Linked DNA regions of Homo sapiens: region 1 is linked to region 2. Evidence: chromatin loops called from intact Hi-C (ENCODE). Cell type or tissue: GM12878. All regions are shown on one strand.

Region 1 (8,000 bases), 760 kb before region 2:
TCTAAAGGGTACAAACTAACAATCCCTCATGAAACCATCAGCAGGGCTTAAAAATGAAAGCACACTCAGCTCTAGGCTCCATTTAAATACGCAGCTACACCATGCCATATACGCAGCAGAAGCAGGCTTTACCCAGCCAGTAGTCTTAGACAATACTGTACCATCTGAACTCTATAACCACATAGGATATATTTTTTTTTTGGTTTTTAGATGGAGCTTCACTCTTGTTGGCCAGTCTGGAGTGCAATGGTGTGATCTTGGCTCACTGCAACCTCCACCTCCCAGGTTCAAGTGATTCTGTCTCAGCCTCCCAAGTAGCTGGGATTACAGGTGCATGCCACCTCACCGGGCTAATTTTTGTATTTTTAGTAGAGACGGGGTTTCATTATATTGGTCAGGCTGGTCTTGAACTCCTGCCATCAGGTGATCCGCCCACCTTGGCCCCCCAAAGTGCTGGGATTACAGACGTGAGCCACCGTGCCCGGCCGGATATAATTATTATATTCAACACAAGAAGTATACATACAACCCTGAAACTTAAAGTATAATAATAAAAAAAAATAAAAATAAAAAAAGAAGTATACATACATAACAGGCAATTATTCGTAAAATAACAGTGCAAAGAATACTTCAATAAAAGTTTTAAAAATGTATTATTTACTTACAAGCATAACAATTGTTGCAAGCAATCTTGTTGCTTCAAACATTTTCTTCAGTTGCTTCACAGGTCCCATTAAAAAGCATGTACTATTTGAAACAAATAAAGTGACTGAGGTACAGGTCTACTAATTTATCTGGTTATGCAAAAATAAACTACTTTTTTAAAAAAGAAGCCCTGTTGCTTTATTTAATTAAAATCTCTCACTAAAATTTTTTTTTTCCTTAACTTTATAAAGAAACTTTACAACTATACCAATAGACATGCTATGGTGTGAAGGTGTCTTCTCCAAAATGTAAGTGTCTTCAGTGTGTTAGTATGAAGACCGGACTAGGCTGTGAGAACTCCTCCCTTTGAAAGGGATCAAAGGCCCTTGGAGGAGAGGCTGCCTGGGGGTTGCTCTTTCCTCTTCTGCCCTGGGAGGACACAGGGATCTTCCCCTTGGGGGATGCATCTATCAGCAGGATGGATGTGCCTTAACCTTGGACTTCAGGCCTCCAACTGTGAGAAAAATTTCTATTCTTCCTAAGTCGCCCAGTCTACAGTATTCTGTTACTGCAGCATAAAAAGGGCTAAGACAAACAACAACCCAAAGATGCGACAAAGATTCTCAAAGAGGGATTCTCATACTCCCAATATAAAGTAGCCCTCTGTCACTACTGCCACACCCTGTTTTAATTCTCTGCACAGCACCAATGCCATCCCATCTTTTTCTGGCTTATCATGTGAACATCTTCTTCATTAAAATGTAAGCTCCACAAGAACAAAGCCTAGAGTGCAGCAGCTCCAAGCCTGGGCTCCGGATTCCCACCTCAGCCATGGTGGGATCCCACCTCCGGATTCCCACTGCCTGCAGGATTCCCACCTCAGCCATGATTTAGGTTCATCGCCATGGGCAGCACTGACTCCCCTGCTCTGTGCTATTATCTCCAGTTATAAACGGGGATGATAATACTGCCTACCTCACAAGCTCGTCATAATACATACAAAACACTTAGAACAGTCCCAGACACACATTAAGTGCCCCACAAAGGCTGGCTATTCCTAGCACTAATACCGTCTGTTATGGGAGACGGCATACAGCAGCAGTCAATACATATTTATTTAATGAATGTAAATCCTGTGGCTGAATTCACAGTATGTACAGAACTACATAAACATCCTACTGGGAAAGTGCTTATTAGAAAGGTAAATTTGGTAGCAAGAGCAAACAAGATATTTTGAGAAGCCAAACGTACCTGGCTAACGCAGCAAGATTGCCGAGGGTATAAAACACTGCAAAAAGCTTTATGCCGCCCGGAAGCCACAGCAATCCAGTTCCCTAAGTTAAGATATTATAGTTATTTTAAAATAATTTTATGATTTTAATGGTTAAAATATAAACGTGCTACTGCAGTAATACAATACCAATATTATGTAATATGTTTAAATACAAATCTGCTTGTAGACAGTCTAGTCTGATTACACAGAAAAAATAGTTAATTTTCAATGTTATACACTAACTTGAATCTTCTTCCTATTTGCACTAGCATATATAAATGAGCCATAACAAAACTTTGTGCTTACCAGTAAATCTCAGTCTATTTAAGTTAAATTTTCATGCTAAATACCAAGTATGAAAAGGTAATAAACATCTAAATTACTGACTCTCCAGATCTTTTAACACATTGATACATTTTTCTTAAATTATTTCAACTATCCACAAAACTCCCCAAAATACTAATTTCTACGTATTTTCATTGATCTCTACCCCTTTATTTTAGTTTAATAAATACCTTCCACCAAAATGGTCTAACAGGGATTTAGTAAAGGACATTAGTTTTTGGTACTAAATGGAATTATTAGTCTAATACAAAATAAAAATTATTAAACAATATAAAGCCTTAACTCACAAGAATAGAAAAGAAAACGCCACATACGAAGCAGATGGCAAACCATTTCAATCTGGTGTTGAAACTAAGGGATGAGGCATCCAGGACCTTAATAAAAAATGGGAAAATTTAGAATATAGTCTTAATTCACTACCAATCTGATTCTTTATACTAAATTAAAGCAAAGTTTTAACACATAGTCTGAATCATTTATTTTGCATATCACAGTGTCATTCAAGAATACTAAGATTCCACGGTTGTTAAGGGTAATATGACCATGGTCTGGGTAGCAGATGATGCTGAGGAATAACCATTAATTTTGCAAAGTCTGATAATATGTTTCACAAAAGTCCTTATCTGTTAGGGACAGCCGATATACACTGATATGGATAAAATGACATATAAGATATATTATAAAATATACAAAGATTAAAAAAACACAGGGGGCAGATGCAACAGGCCAGGCAAAACACTGAAACTGCAGAGGCTGGGAAAGAGTACACAGGTTCATTATCTGTTCTCTCTGCCTCTGCAGGACGAATTCCTCAGGCTCCTAGATGCCAGAGTCTGAGTGCATCCGAGTGCATCCGCACTCAGTGCAAGTCCTGCTGGAGGCAGAGGCTGGCCTTCCACACGCCACCTCCCTTCGGCCGGTCATTGGCTGCAGGCCAGGGGTGGGGTGGGGTGACTGCACCCCATGGAGGGTAGAGGACGCTGGCCACCTACAGGAGGCAGCCTGAGCAGCCCCAGCAGAGACGATCACAGCACGCACCAGACGGTACCCGTTCTAAGCTCTTTCAGTCCAACCCATGAAAGTTTTGGGCCCCTCCTCCACCACTGTAAAAACATACTGTGAAATGATCATTTATTCTAGAGCAACAGCATTCCTATATACCATGCAAATTCTAGCCAAATTATGTGGGGAAAAAAGTAGAAATTACTAAGTCTACTTTGTACAGTATGATAACCCAGCACACAGTAGTGGTGAAATAAACACACTCAGATTACTAATTATACTATTAAAATATATTTTCCAAATAAGGCTAAAAAAGTATCTATCAACAGCAGCTGTGCAAGAAACTAGAAATATACAGCAAGGATTTATATTCCAAAACTTAAATTTCTAATTTATACTACCACATCCACTTAAAAATAAGACTACATGCTTATATTTTCAAGAATAATGAAAAATAAGAGAAAGTTCTATATGCAACAGTTCAAAATACATTTGGTTACATTCCTTACCTCAAGAGATTAATCTGTGAATCCTTATGTAGCATGAAAAGCAGATAAAAATAACTAAGTATTCTGTAATGAAACATATATCACTCTTTAACACATTTTAAATGTTTTTTAAGTTTTAATTCACATTCTTGTTTCCAGCAATGTCATCTGTTTATGGCAAAACTAAACACTTGGTTTTAAACAAAGAGTGAAATTGCCTATAAAAACATCTACATTTCATTCTTACTGATCAGGAAGAATATACACTAAGTATATTTTAACTACGCAGGCCAGAATAAACTGCAAAGACTGAATTACATAGTAAATGATCTGTTAAAAAAAATGGAGACACGCCCATCAGCTTCATTTAACCATCCCACAAAGTATACATAGGTCAAAACATCACGCTGTACACAATAAATGTATATAACTTTTATTTGTCAATTAAAAATGGAAAGAATAATGATTTCTAAAGGTTCGTGTGAGTCCACAATGCTGTGAGGATTTAGTGAGAGGAAAAAGCATCCATTTTTCCTTCTTTTCCAAGTTCAAATCACCCCATTGTTCACAAGTTCAATCGCTGCTTTTCAATAGCCAGTTTTTCTCTCAGCAAGGAAACAGCACGGCTATTTGTATAATAGTAGGTATTTTTTCCTCCTATTGCCATCTTCCGTGTATTGATCTTTAAAACGAAACAGCAGGACAAATTATTTCCACTTGTAAACATGGAATATTCAATCCACAAGCAAATGATTTGTCTCAAGTCTTGCAAATTGTCTAGGATACGAAACAACTATACAGATTTCCTGACTCCTAATTGGGAAAACTGTGATATGCTTCAACATGAAAGAAAACCTGGCAGTGCATCTTCCAACTAGGAGACAGAAGGAACCCTGACGTCTGCTTATCACAAGCATTTTTTTGAGACAGAGTCTCACTCTGTTGCTCAGGCGCCATCTCAGCTCAATGCAACCTCCGCCTCCCAGGTTCAAGTGATTCTCCTACCTCAGTCTCCCAATTAGCTGGGACTACAGGTCCACGCCACCAGGCCTGACTAATTTTTTGTATTTTTAGTAGAAACGGGGTTTCACTATGTTGGCCAGGCTGGTCTCAAACTCCTGACCTCAAGTGATCACCCGCCTCGGTCTCCCAAAGTGCTGGATTACAGGCATGAGCCACGAGCCACTGCACCCAGCCTGCTTATCATAAGCATTTATGTGCTGCTTTCTTTTACCACCAATCAGGAGCAATCCCACCAAAACCAGCAACTTTGTTAATCTCTTAGTCTTAGAAAAGAAATAAAATTGCCACCTCTTCCTCTCCCAAAACCACCATCCATCATTTTACTTATCTGCTACCAGAGGAAGAGGAAGCCAAGAGAATACAGGCCCTTGAGGAGGGGCTGCTCCCCTATTCCCGCCACAGTAAGCACAGCACTGCTTGCAACTAGAACTTCATTCATTAATTTTTTACAAAAGCAGGTGAGAAACATAATAGAGGAAAATGTAGTCCTAGCAGCAACAACATGAAGGCTGAATGAGTGGCTCCCACAGCACAGCCGAAACCCACCCCTTTAAGTGACGGAGAAGCTGAGGAACAGCTCTAATCCACGGATCGCCAGGAGACAGCACAGCTGGAAGGACCTGAGCCTTGCCCCTGGGCTTCTGCCATCTAAACATAGGAAACACTTGTGGCTTTCCACTAATGATGACACTGAATCCAGTATTCCTCCCACTCCTTTTTCAAAATAGCAGTGGGTATAAAAAGTCAAAGTTGTGCAGACAAGTGAGAAAAAGAAACAGACATCCGCAGACCCTCAGGCCCATTCCAGGCAGAACCGCCCGCTCCCCACACCCGCTGCTGGGGTCCACACTTTCTCCTTCTCATTCAGGACTCTTGATCGCGGGGCCTATCCAGATCCTTGCAGCATGCGGCACGGGTTCCACGTGTGCGTGGGCAGCCTGGCCTTTCTGTGCAGCATCCCCTGATCTCCACTGGCCTTTCCCCTCCACTCCACTCAGTGACCCAGCCCAGGGCAGTCTTCCTGCTCGAAATTACACCATCGCCAAAATTCCGGCTGCCGCTCTCCGACCCGTTTCTTCTGGCAGCAGGCTGGTTCCTCGGCCCCACCGTGCTGACTCCTTGGCCTCCTGAACTCCTCATCCGGCCCTTCTCCGTTTTTTCAGCGGCTTCAACAGGACATTCAAATTCCCTTTCCGCTGCCTCCACCTGGTAAAATCCCACCGGAGTGCAGCTTTCCCTCCTCCTGCTCCAGGAGGTGCTGAGCTGAGCACTGCTGGGTGGAGTCAGGCACAGGGCAGGGGGGTCCTGAGCCAGTCCTCATCAGCCCCCCATGGCCTGCACATTGCTGCCTGGCAATCTAAGGCTTCTTGCTTTATCTCAACGTCCATTTTACTCTAAACCACTTCAAACCTCCACTTCCTGCCCCACACTTCCATTCTTAGCAGACAACTTCCCCTACTTCACACACAGAAACCCAAAGCCATCAGTGTGAACTCCCTTACCTTCCTGCTGCCACCAAACCACCAAACCACCAAACACACCAACTAAGAACACCCATGCTCTTGTCCTTTCCTGGTTCCCACAGAGCTGAGATCCACCTGTCCACCCTGCTTTACAGCCAACCCCTTACCTGCTCAGGGAATTGATGCTATTGGGCTTTTTCCTCTAGTGAACATGTTCTCACTCTCTGAAAATGCATCCATCAACTTTTAAACATGAAGTCCCTTCCATCTTAAACAGAAAGCTTACTTCACTTCACCTTCCAGCCTCTGTACACTCATACATCCATTCATCCATCCATCCATCCATCCACTAACTGGCTCAATAAATACTGAGTGCTGCTATGTGCCTGTTCTAAGTGCTGGGTAAGGGATCCAGCTCCTGGTTAAAAATCTATGTGCTGGCTGCTACACCAAAAATACCATAGGCCAGGCACTGTGGCTCACGCCTGTAATCCTGGCACTTTGGGAAGCTGAGGCAGGCGGATTGCTTGAACCCAGTTCAAGACCTGCCTGGGCAACATGGCGAGTCCTCCATCTCTACAAAAAATACAAATATTAGCCAGGTATGGGGGCACACACATGTAGTGCCAGCTACTTGGGAGGCCGAGGTGGGAGGATCACCTGAGCCCGGGAGTCAGAGGTTGCAGTGAGCCGAGATCACACCACTGCACTCCAGTGTAAGTCAGAGTCTCCCAAAGAGCCTAAACAGCTGTGGAAGCTCCTCACTGGAGGGCCGACTGTGGAATCTCGGCACTGGAGGGCTGAGCTTTGAAACAACTGATGAGAACCTGAGAAGCCAATCTGAGCGATGGGGAACGCTCGTGGACTGTGTAGTCATGAGATCCAAGCACCAAGCACTCTGGGGCTTTGGGTTTGTCCTGTATGCCGCTGTGAAGGAGGTGGATGCGCCATGAATGCAAAGCCACACAAGGTGGATGAAGAGTTGTGGAACCAAAGGGCTGTCTCGAGAAGATTCTCAAAGACGAGGTGCCCAACTGTGAAAAAGATATTTGCTGGCGGCATTAAAGAAGACATTGAAGAACATCGCCTAAGAGATCTTGAACAGTATGGAAAAACTGAAGTGACTGAAATCATGACTGACAGAGGTAGTGCCAAGAAAAGGGGCTATGCCTTCGTGCCTCTGACAACCACGACGCTGTGGACAAGACTGTCACTCAGAAATACCATACTGTGAATGGCCAAAACTGTGAAGTTAGGGAAGTCCTGTGAAAGCAAGAGATGGCTAGTGCTTTATCCAGCCAAAGAGGTCGAAGTGCTTCTGGAAACTTTGGTGGTGGTTGTGGAGGTGGTTTTGGTGGGAATGACAACTTCGGTCATGGAGGAAATTTCAGTGGTCATGATGGCTTTGGTGGCAGCTGTCCACAGCGGTGGCGGTGGATACAGTGGCAGCAGGGATGGCTGTAATGGATTTGGTAATGATGGAATCAATTCTGGAGGTGGCAGAAGCTCCAATGATTTTGGCAATTACAACAATCAGCCTTCAAATTTTGGACCCATAAAGGGAGGAAACTTTGGAGGCAGAAGCTCTGGCCCTTATGGTGGTGGAGAACAATACTTTGCCAAATTTTACTTTACTTTACAAAACCAAGGTGGCTACGGTGGTTCCAGTAGCAACAGTAGCCATGGCACTGGCAGAAGATTTTAACCCATTTATGCCTGAGGTTGCACTTTTTGAATTTGAAAAATCAGACCTTGGCGATG
Region 2 (8,000 bases):
GTGTCAGACTCAGGCCTTTGAGGTGCCTGCATCTCTATATACCACACATGAGGCAGGTAGGGCTCAGAAAGATTAACAACTTTACACACATCACCCCATTAGGAAGTAGTAGGGTCAAGAGTCGAGATTCAAATGCTGATATAATTCCCAAGTCTGTGCTCTTAACCAGCAATATCATCTTCAAGTTCAGCAAAGAGTGTTTTGTGTTTCTCTATCCAAATGATGCCCATCTACTCTGTACCATCTATGAGCGTACACCATCTATACTCTCATATCCTCACGTGCCCATTTTTCCTGTAATTCCACTTCTTAGGCTTGTTCCCTTTAATACTATAACCAAGCGAGGGAATTTCCACTTTAAAAGGGAATTTGAAAGAGTAGAGTCTCATGTGACTTCCATTCATTTCCCTGACCTGTAGTTGTCCAAGGGACAGAGGGCGTCTTTGCATGTTCAGTCAGTCTAAACAGCTTTATTTGGCAAGATGTTTACCAGTTTCCATGGTCTTTGGCAAGATGTAAACATGGGCAGAGGGTCCCGAGTAAGAAGAAGTTGGAAAGGAAGTTGCCTGGCCACCGATGAGGCTTCGCGTAACTGTTCCACATAAAGGTCGTCTACTGTTTTTTTTTTCTCTTTCAAGTTAAACCTCTTCCCCTTTTTAGATGACAAGTCACAAAGCTGATCTACCCCAGATTGTGGCAACCTCACCCTATCTATACATCAGCTAAAGGCTGATCGAAGATCAGGTCTAAAGATTGTTGCAAAAAATGAGATAAGCTTTTAAAAAACCCCAGATTCTTTAATTTTGTATGTCAGTCATCAAGTCTTCATTCACACGCTCACTCAGCAACTCTTTCTTGAGCGCCTGCTGTCTGCGCTAGACCCTGGGTAGGCAGGAATGCAGGCTAAGCGCCTTCTCTATGGGGCCTTACATCCAAGCGACAACGTGCCAGGAGGGGACCAGTGCCCAGGAGAAAAGGAAGCAGCATCAGAGCCAGGAAGGGAGTTGGGATCGGGAAGCTCTTTTAAGCTGGGTAGTCAGGGAAGCTTGAACTGAGACACCCAAGGGGCCGACAGTGTGGTTGTCTGGAGAGCAACCTGGGAGAGAAGCAGCAAGGACCAGGGCCCTAGAGCAGGGACCGGCTGGACAGATCCCAGACACAGTGTGATTGCCGGGGCAACTGGCATAAACAACAGAGCTGGGAAGGACACAGGGCAGCGGGAGGAGAGCAGGGCAAGGGCGAGGGCTCCACGGGGCCTCTAAGTCATGGGAGGACACAGGGCATTATCCTGGCGCATGTGGGGTGCCCTGGGGAGCTCAGAACAGAATCCAGACATGATTTGAATCATGCTAAAGCTTTGCCTTCTCTGGAGGGCAAAAGTTTGGGGCAGGAAGGAGTGGGAATGACTGGCTATGAATGTGGGATATACACTATTAATACATCCTGGAGATGGCCAGGAACATTTGCTGATTTTGCTGACGTATTTGATGTGGAGAAAGAATCCAAGCACGACTGCAAGGTTTGGGGCCTGAGCAGTTGGAAGGACTGACTGTTGCTTTGATGATAGCACATGTCGGAGGAACAGGTCTGGGGAGTGAAATTGAGTTTGGCTTCAGATCTGAGACTCTTCTGAATACTCTGAGTGGGGGTCGGCGTCTGGAGTTCCACAGGAGGCTCTAGGCTGAAGACAGCGTGTAGGAGTGGAGTCGGTTAATATGATTATTAACTGGATAGTGTCTTCCCAAAATTCATGTTCACGCAGAATATTATTTGGAATATTATTTTATATTATTTGGAAATAGAGCCTTTGCAGTTGCAATTAGTTATGGGACTCAAAGTGAAATTATCTTGCATTCAGGGCAGGCCTTATGAAAACAGGAGAGAACGCAGAGACGGAGGGTTTGTGAAGACGGAGGCATAGATTGGAGTGATGCATTCACAAGTCAAGGGGCACCAGGAACTGCAGACCCCACCGGAAATGGGAAGCGAGGCTGGGGACGGTTCCCTGCACAGCCTCCAAATGGAGCCACCCCTGACAGCACCTCGATTTCGGACCTCTGGCCCCCGAAGAGTGAGGAAGTAGGTTTCCGTTGTTTTAAACCACATTGTTTGTGGTACTTTGCTGAGGAAACGGACTCAGGGCTCAGCCTGTAAAGGGTGTTTACAGCATGGGTCTGAATGATGCCCTCCAGAACCTGTGCCAGTGTGTGTTGATGTTGGGGGGAGGTGGCCAGGCAGAGGAGCTTCGTGAATCTTCTTACTAACCAGTGAAAAGCAACAAGGAAGAAACAGACGGTGCGTTCCAAAGTAATTCTGGCCAGTGCTGCCTCTGCAGCTCTCTGGGTAAAAGCTCCGTAAAGACTGAAAATCAGGGAACCTCACTCCTACCCTGGTGCCCAGTACTGAAGCTCGGTGCCCAGTACTGAAGCTCGGTGCCCAGTACTGAAGCTCGGTGCCCAGTACTGAAAATCATCCTTACAATATCAGCATTGGCTTGGAGGGGTGTTACATATTTTTAAATATCAGCTTTATTGGGATAACTTACATACAGCAAAATGCATCCATTCTCAGGGTCCACTTCAGTGAGTTTTGACAACGACTGTGTTCCAGTGTAACTGCAACCCCAATCAAGATCTAGAACTTTCTACTCCCACCAGCTTCCCTGAGCTCCCTTCCTGTCAATCCCTCCCCGTCTCTCCCTGCTCCAGGCAACTGCTCACCTGTTTTCTGTGACTAAATAGAAGAGGCTTCCCCTAGGGTTTTGCATACTTGGAACCCTACGGAAGGCACTGTCTGTGCCTGCGTCTTCGCCCCGGCGAGCTGTTTCCAGAATCCTCTGGGCGGTGGCCTCGCCTCCTGGGCTGCGCTGCGATCAGCTGGGGCAGGCTGTGCTTCTCTTACCAACCCTGCTTCGGTGACACCGGGTTGTTTGCCTGACATTGGCCGTGGTGTGAGTGTTGACCTCACAGAAACGGGCCCGGGCTACCAGCCGGGGCTGCGTTCTCCCAGAGCACTGGAGGATACACATCTGCCGGTCACACGCTGGCCATGTCTTTTCACATTCAGAATAATTTCCTGATCACTCTTCTGCCCATATGAGCAAAAGTCCAGTCTCCATGATTGCCCTGCCCCGGCCTGCTCATAGCTCACCCTCCCGTGTTCCCAGGAATCCCAGGAGCCCGCCTCGAGGGCCGTATCCTGCTTCCAGAGGCATCGTGGACAGAGAAAGGAAGCCCGAGGCCCATCCCTGGCTTGACTGCGTGGGACGCGTTCTCCGCTGCCCTTGCTTCCCTCACGTGGAGCGGAGAGCAGGCGCTGAGAAGGGGCCCTGCGTGGTGACCCACTAGGGTTAGTTCAGAGCCTTGTGCACACAGACCCGAGGGGGTTTTCAAAGGAAGCTGACACCCCCGCGAGCTGAGGGCGGCTGTTCTCACGCATGCTCAGTGGCGCTCCCTGAGTGCTGAGAGCCACGGTCGGTGAGAGAGGAGCTTCCTGATGAGCCTCAGACGGTGCTGAAACCAGCCGACTCTGCCCAGGATCCTGAGTCCTGGTTTCCTGTTGACCCTTCCTTCCCTCACGACTTATTTCCCCTGGGAACTATCGATGTTCTTTTGGCCAGTGGGCTTCCGTTGAGGCCATCCTAATCATCAGAGAGGTTTTAGTCGAGTTAAACCTCAAAAGAGAAGGTGTTTCTTAATTTTCCCAGGGGTGCCCTTGGCCCTGATACAGATTTAGCTACCTTCCCCCGAAAGCCTCAAAGTTCTGCAAACTCACAGCCAAGCAAAACGCAGCTGCAGTCGAGCCAGCCTCGAAAGGTCTTACAACTTTCTGCAGTGGCCAGCTTGTTCTCTGTTTCCATGCCTTCCAGAATGAAGAAGATCAGTTCTAAGGTTTCTTACTATTTCTACCAAGAGACGACCATCGGCATTCCACAGACGGCTCCTCTAGCTGTGCACAATGCCTGTTCTTATCGTTATCACCCGCTTCGCGCCAGCGGTTCTCAATACAAATTCCTTGAGGTTTCACAGTCACAGATAGGTTGTATTTGTAGGGAAACAGAAGTGCTTCAGTGGAATACTATTGCTCTTTGTACAGAAACCTGACACCTAGTACTTCTGAATTCTAATCCTAGTTCTGTTAACAATTGGCTTTGTAGCAGCCTAGATAAAGTCAAATTATTTCTCTGTGTAAAAGAAAAACCTAACCAGTAGCAGGGGCACAGTAGTCTATGTGCCTTCCCTCTGGGCTTGTGGTTAGTCAGCAATGGGGGCTTTGTGAACTGCGTAGACCAGCACCCCACAGTCTGTTTCAGTTCCAGTTTATCCCATTGTCTCACGTGATCTTGAGTCATTTAATCATTCTGTGCTTTTTCAGCCTTCAGTGTAACAAAATAATTTACTAAGCACCTAGCAACTTGGGGTTTGCTTGAGGTTGTTATATCTGATTAGATATATCTCTATTAGATATTAGATGTGTCTGTACATGTAAAGTATGATACATTATATCCCCACAAGCCAAACAGGCACACGTAAGGCCAGCTTATAGCATTGAGATTTGGAAGACCCCTTAGAAGGTAGATCAGTGACCAACAACTGGGCAAGAAATTCCCTTGACAATGCAGCTGCTTGAGTAGTTTCAGTTTCAGAGCTCTCCTGTGGCAAGTGAATTATTGGATAGTAGTGACTTATTCATGTGTTAGAAAGTCCTTCTTTGGATGAGCTGGTATCTACGGAAACTTCCCTTATTCTACTTTTGTCTCTGCACCTAGCATAGTTCCTGGTACAGTATATAATGAGCCCTCAGAAAATATTAGGGGAACTGAGAACAAGACTGTTTTCTTCCACACAGTAGCTCTTTAAAATTTGAAGGTAGCTCTCATGTTGCCCCCTAATTTTCTCATTTTGGGACTAAACACACTCACTTGCTATAATTCTTTATAGAGGGGTGTGGCCCCCGATGTGTGGCTGTGGAAAGGCATGGTCCCCAATGTGTGACCGTTCAGGTTGCGTTTCTGAACGCAACTCACATCACTTCTAAGATAGGGTGTCCAGGTCTGGAAGAAATGATCCATTTCTCTACTGATGAGCATAGCAATCTGTGGGCCTGTTGCTGTCCACGTCTGGAATACCAGCTAAGGTGGATTGATGGTGCCGATGGCCCCCATGCATAGGTTCCTGGCACTCCCATCCTCTGGGATGTGGTCCACAGCTCCTCCCATTGCAGGTGGAGGGTCTGCTTCCCCACCCAAGTCTGCCTTGGCCTGAGACTTGCTTTGACCAGTGGAATGTGAGCAAAGTGAGGCTGTGCCAGTTCCAGTCTGTGCCACCAGGTCCCTGCTGGAAACCAGCTTCCATCATGACAGCAGGCTGGGGCTGGCCTGCATGAGGGTGACAGAGCACAAGAGGTACAAGAGTTGTTCCTGTCAAGGCCATTCTGGACCAGCCTGCACTGGCTGACCGATTGACCAGACAGGGAGTGTGCTGGGCCAGGTCATAGTGGCCCTAGGACCACCCTGGAGACTTGGGGGCAATGTTGAATGGTTATCACTGTGTGTCACTGAGGTTTTAGGGTTGTTTCTCGGGCAGTGTTGTTTTGGCAATAGATAATTCATACACCCTACTACTAGCACTGCCCAAGACTGGATTATCTGTGACAGGGACTTATATCAGACTTGTGACCTATGACCTTCGTCTGATCACTTTTATGTATACCAATTTCCCTACCTGTGCCATCCAACATGGTAGCCACCAGTCATGTGTGACTACAGAGTGCTTGAAGCATGTTAGTCTGAAGTGAGATGTGCTATAAATATAAACTACACACCTGATTTTGAAGACTTTCTACAAAAATCTAAACGATCTCACTGACAATTTTTATTGATTACATGTTGAATGTATTATATTTTAGATATATCAAGTTAAAATAAAAATATTTGGAAAATTAATAATTTCAGTTTGCTTTGTTTTGTTTGTTTGTTTGTTTGTTTTGAGATGGAGTCTTGCTCTGTTGCCCAGGATGGAGTGCGGAGGCTGCAACCTCCATCTCCCGAGTTCAAGAGATTCTCCTGCTTCAGCCTCCCAAATAGCTGGGATTACAGGCATGCGCCACCACACCCGGCTAATTTTGTATTTTTAGTAGAGATGGGGTTTCTCCATGTTGGCCAGGCTGGTCTCAAACTCCTGACCTCAGGTGATCCACCTGCCTTGGCCTCCCAAACTGCTGGGATTACATGTGTGAACCACTGCGCCCGGCCTCGGTTTGCTTTTTTGAATGTGGCTGCTAAAAAATTAAAATGACATACGTGGCTCACGTTACATCCCTGCTGGACAGCAGCGTCCCAGACAGAGCCCTGGAAACCTACATGTTTCTAATTTCCTTATCTTCATATTTTATTGTTTTCAGCTCAGAATTCCAACCACATGAGATAATATGGAACCTTGAGCACTATCTGTAGCATCTGTTGTCCATCACAGATCTTAGAATTCAGCAGGTTTGATAATCATCTTTCCCTTTTGCATGCAACTCATTGATTTAAAATAATTCTGACCAGCACAAGGCCAATGGCACGATCATGTAGCATTTCATTAATCAATTCTTTTCACACCAAAAATATCACTTCCCATTCCTGGTGGTACAAAGTGACTCAATCAGCAAGGAATCTACCTAAGCAGCAGGGTCATTCGGCCTACATTTGCCATTTTATCTCAGGGGATTTTATTTATTTATTTTCTGCTTTTTTTGAGACAGAGTTTCACTCTTGTCACTCGGGCTGGAGTGCAATGGTGCGATCTTGGCTCACTGCAACCTCCGCCTCCTGGGTTCAAACGATTCTCCTGCCTCAGTCTCCCGAGAAGCTGGGATTACAGGTGGCTGCCACTGCACCTGGCTAATTTTTGTATTTTTAGTAGAGAGGGGGTTTTGCCATGGTGGCCAGGCTGGTCTTGAACTCCTGACCTCAGGTGATCTGCCCACCTCGACCTCCCAAAGTACTGGGATTACAGGCATGAGCCATCGCGCCCGGCCTCTCAGGAGATTTTAAAGGAATCTGCGAGATGCTTTGCTGAAGTCCAGATCTGCGGGAGGTGGAGCTGCCCGAGCCCAGCGCTCAAGGCCCAGCCAGAACCGAACCAAGGCTGGCTGGGGCCGATGCACGCGAAGTGCTTGTCCCGTTTACTTCTAAATGCCCACAGGGTGTTCATTAGACAGCGTGGCCTGAAGTGTTTCCTGATGTCGAGTCATGGCCGCCTGGGTTTCTTCACAGCTTTCCTTTTGGAGCTCAGGGCGGCTGTCGTCTTGGGCTCCAAGGGTGCCTTTCCGCCTTCTCGGGTCCTTCCGGGTGCTGGAGCCGGCGCTCCGACACAGGGAGATGTCTTCATCAAGGGGATTCCACAGAGCCACTCCCAGCCTAATACCAGATATAAAAAGCTACGTTCATGGATGCAAGCTCAGTTTTCTACTTAAAAAGTGAAGAGATTCCGCTTGCAAGTTTGATTCAGTTCAATACCTTCCCTGATACCTCCTGTTTTACTTTTCTCATATATAATTCTTCCGCCTATACACAGGAAATGCAACAATTTTTTTCCACCAAGCCTCTTCTAGGTGCCCAGACCACCCCCGCTAACCCCAGTGTGCCCTGCACAAACGTGGGGTCCTGTGGATGCCCGGAGGTCATAATCGGGGAGCCCTGCTCTCTCTCCCGCACCTGGTTCCCTGGCCTCAGGCTGAGTCACACAGTCCCTCAGGCCTGGAGTGCTCTCTGACTCTCACCTGTGTGGCAAACGCCTCTGCATCCTTCAGCGCTCCACCCTGGACCTTACTCCTGCTGCGCTGCTCCTCAAGGCCCGGGAAAGCTTCCCAGGACCGATCTGGGTGTGGATGTGTGGGGCACGTTATTCTAACAATTTGAAGTAAGTTTCTTATGATGGAAGTGCCCCTGTCCCCAGGTCAAAGTACCTGCTTTCTAAAGCCCAAGTCTAACATCCTTATTCCAGTCTCCAGGC

Evidence for each region. Hi-C counts contacts between places; a loop is a spot of excess contacts. Peaks named below come from ENCODE experiments on the same cell type or tissue, not always from the same donor. Only the 100,000 strongest peaks of a DNase experiment are listed, where the experiment ranks them.
Region 1: it touches region 2 in a loop (2.6-fold over the local background); 2 of 110 quality-filtered maps call a loop at or near these places.

Annotation. Positions count from the first base shown.
Region 1 is chr6:166,327,611-166,335,610 of GRCh38, forward strand. SFT2D1 (SFT2 domain containing 1) reads right to left here. Exons shown (of 8, transcript NM_145169.3): 2 at 2,551-2,637; 3 at 1,897-1,979; 4 at 666-747. It also overlaps the pseudogene HNRNPA1P49. Among named protein-coding and RNA genes, the nearest start is that of SFT2D1, 11 kb to the right of the region's middle. RefSeq lists an enhancer at 6,010-6,059. In GM12878, a CTCF peak has its summit at 3,250; a DNase peak (open chromatin) is centred at 6,281; H3K4me3 peaks cover 2,337 bases; H3K27ac peaks cover 2,962 bases.
Region 2 is chr6:167,090,767-167,098,766 of GRCh38, forward strand. No RefSeq gene overlaps it. Among named protein-coding and RNA genes, the nearest start is that of CCR6, 28 kb to the right of the region's middle. RefSeq lists enhancers at 1,615-1,674, 2,560-2,629, 2,740-3,109, 4,440-4,499, 4,700-4,779. In GM12878, no CTCF peak of the experiment used is centred here; DNase peaks (open chromatin) are centred at 3,555, 4,325 and 4,665; H3K4me3 peaks cover 4,689 bases; H3K27ac peaks cover 6,656 bases.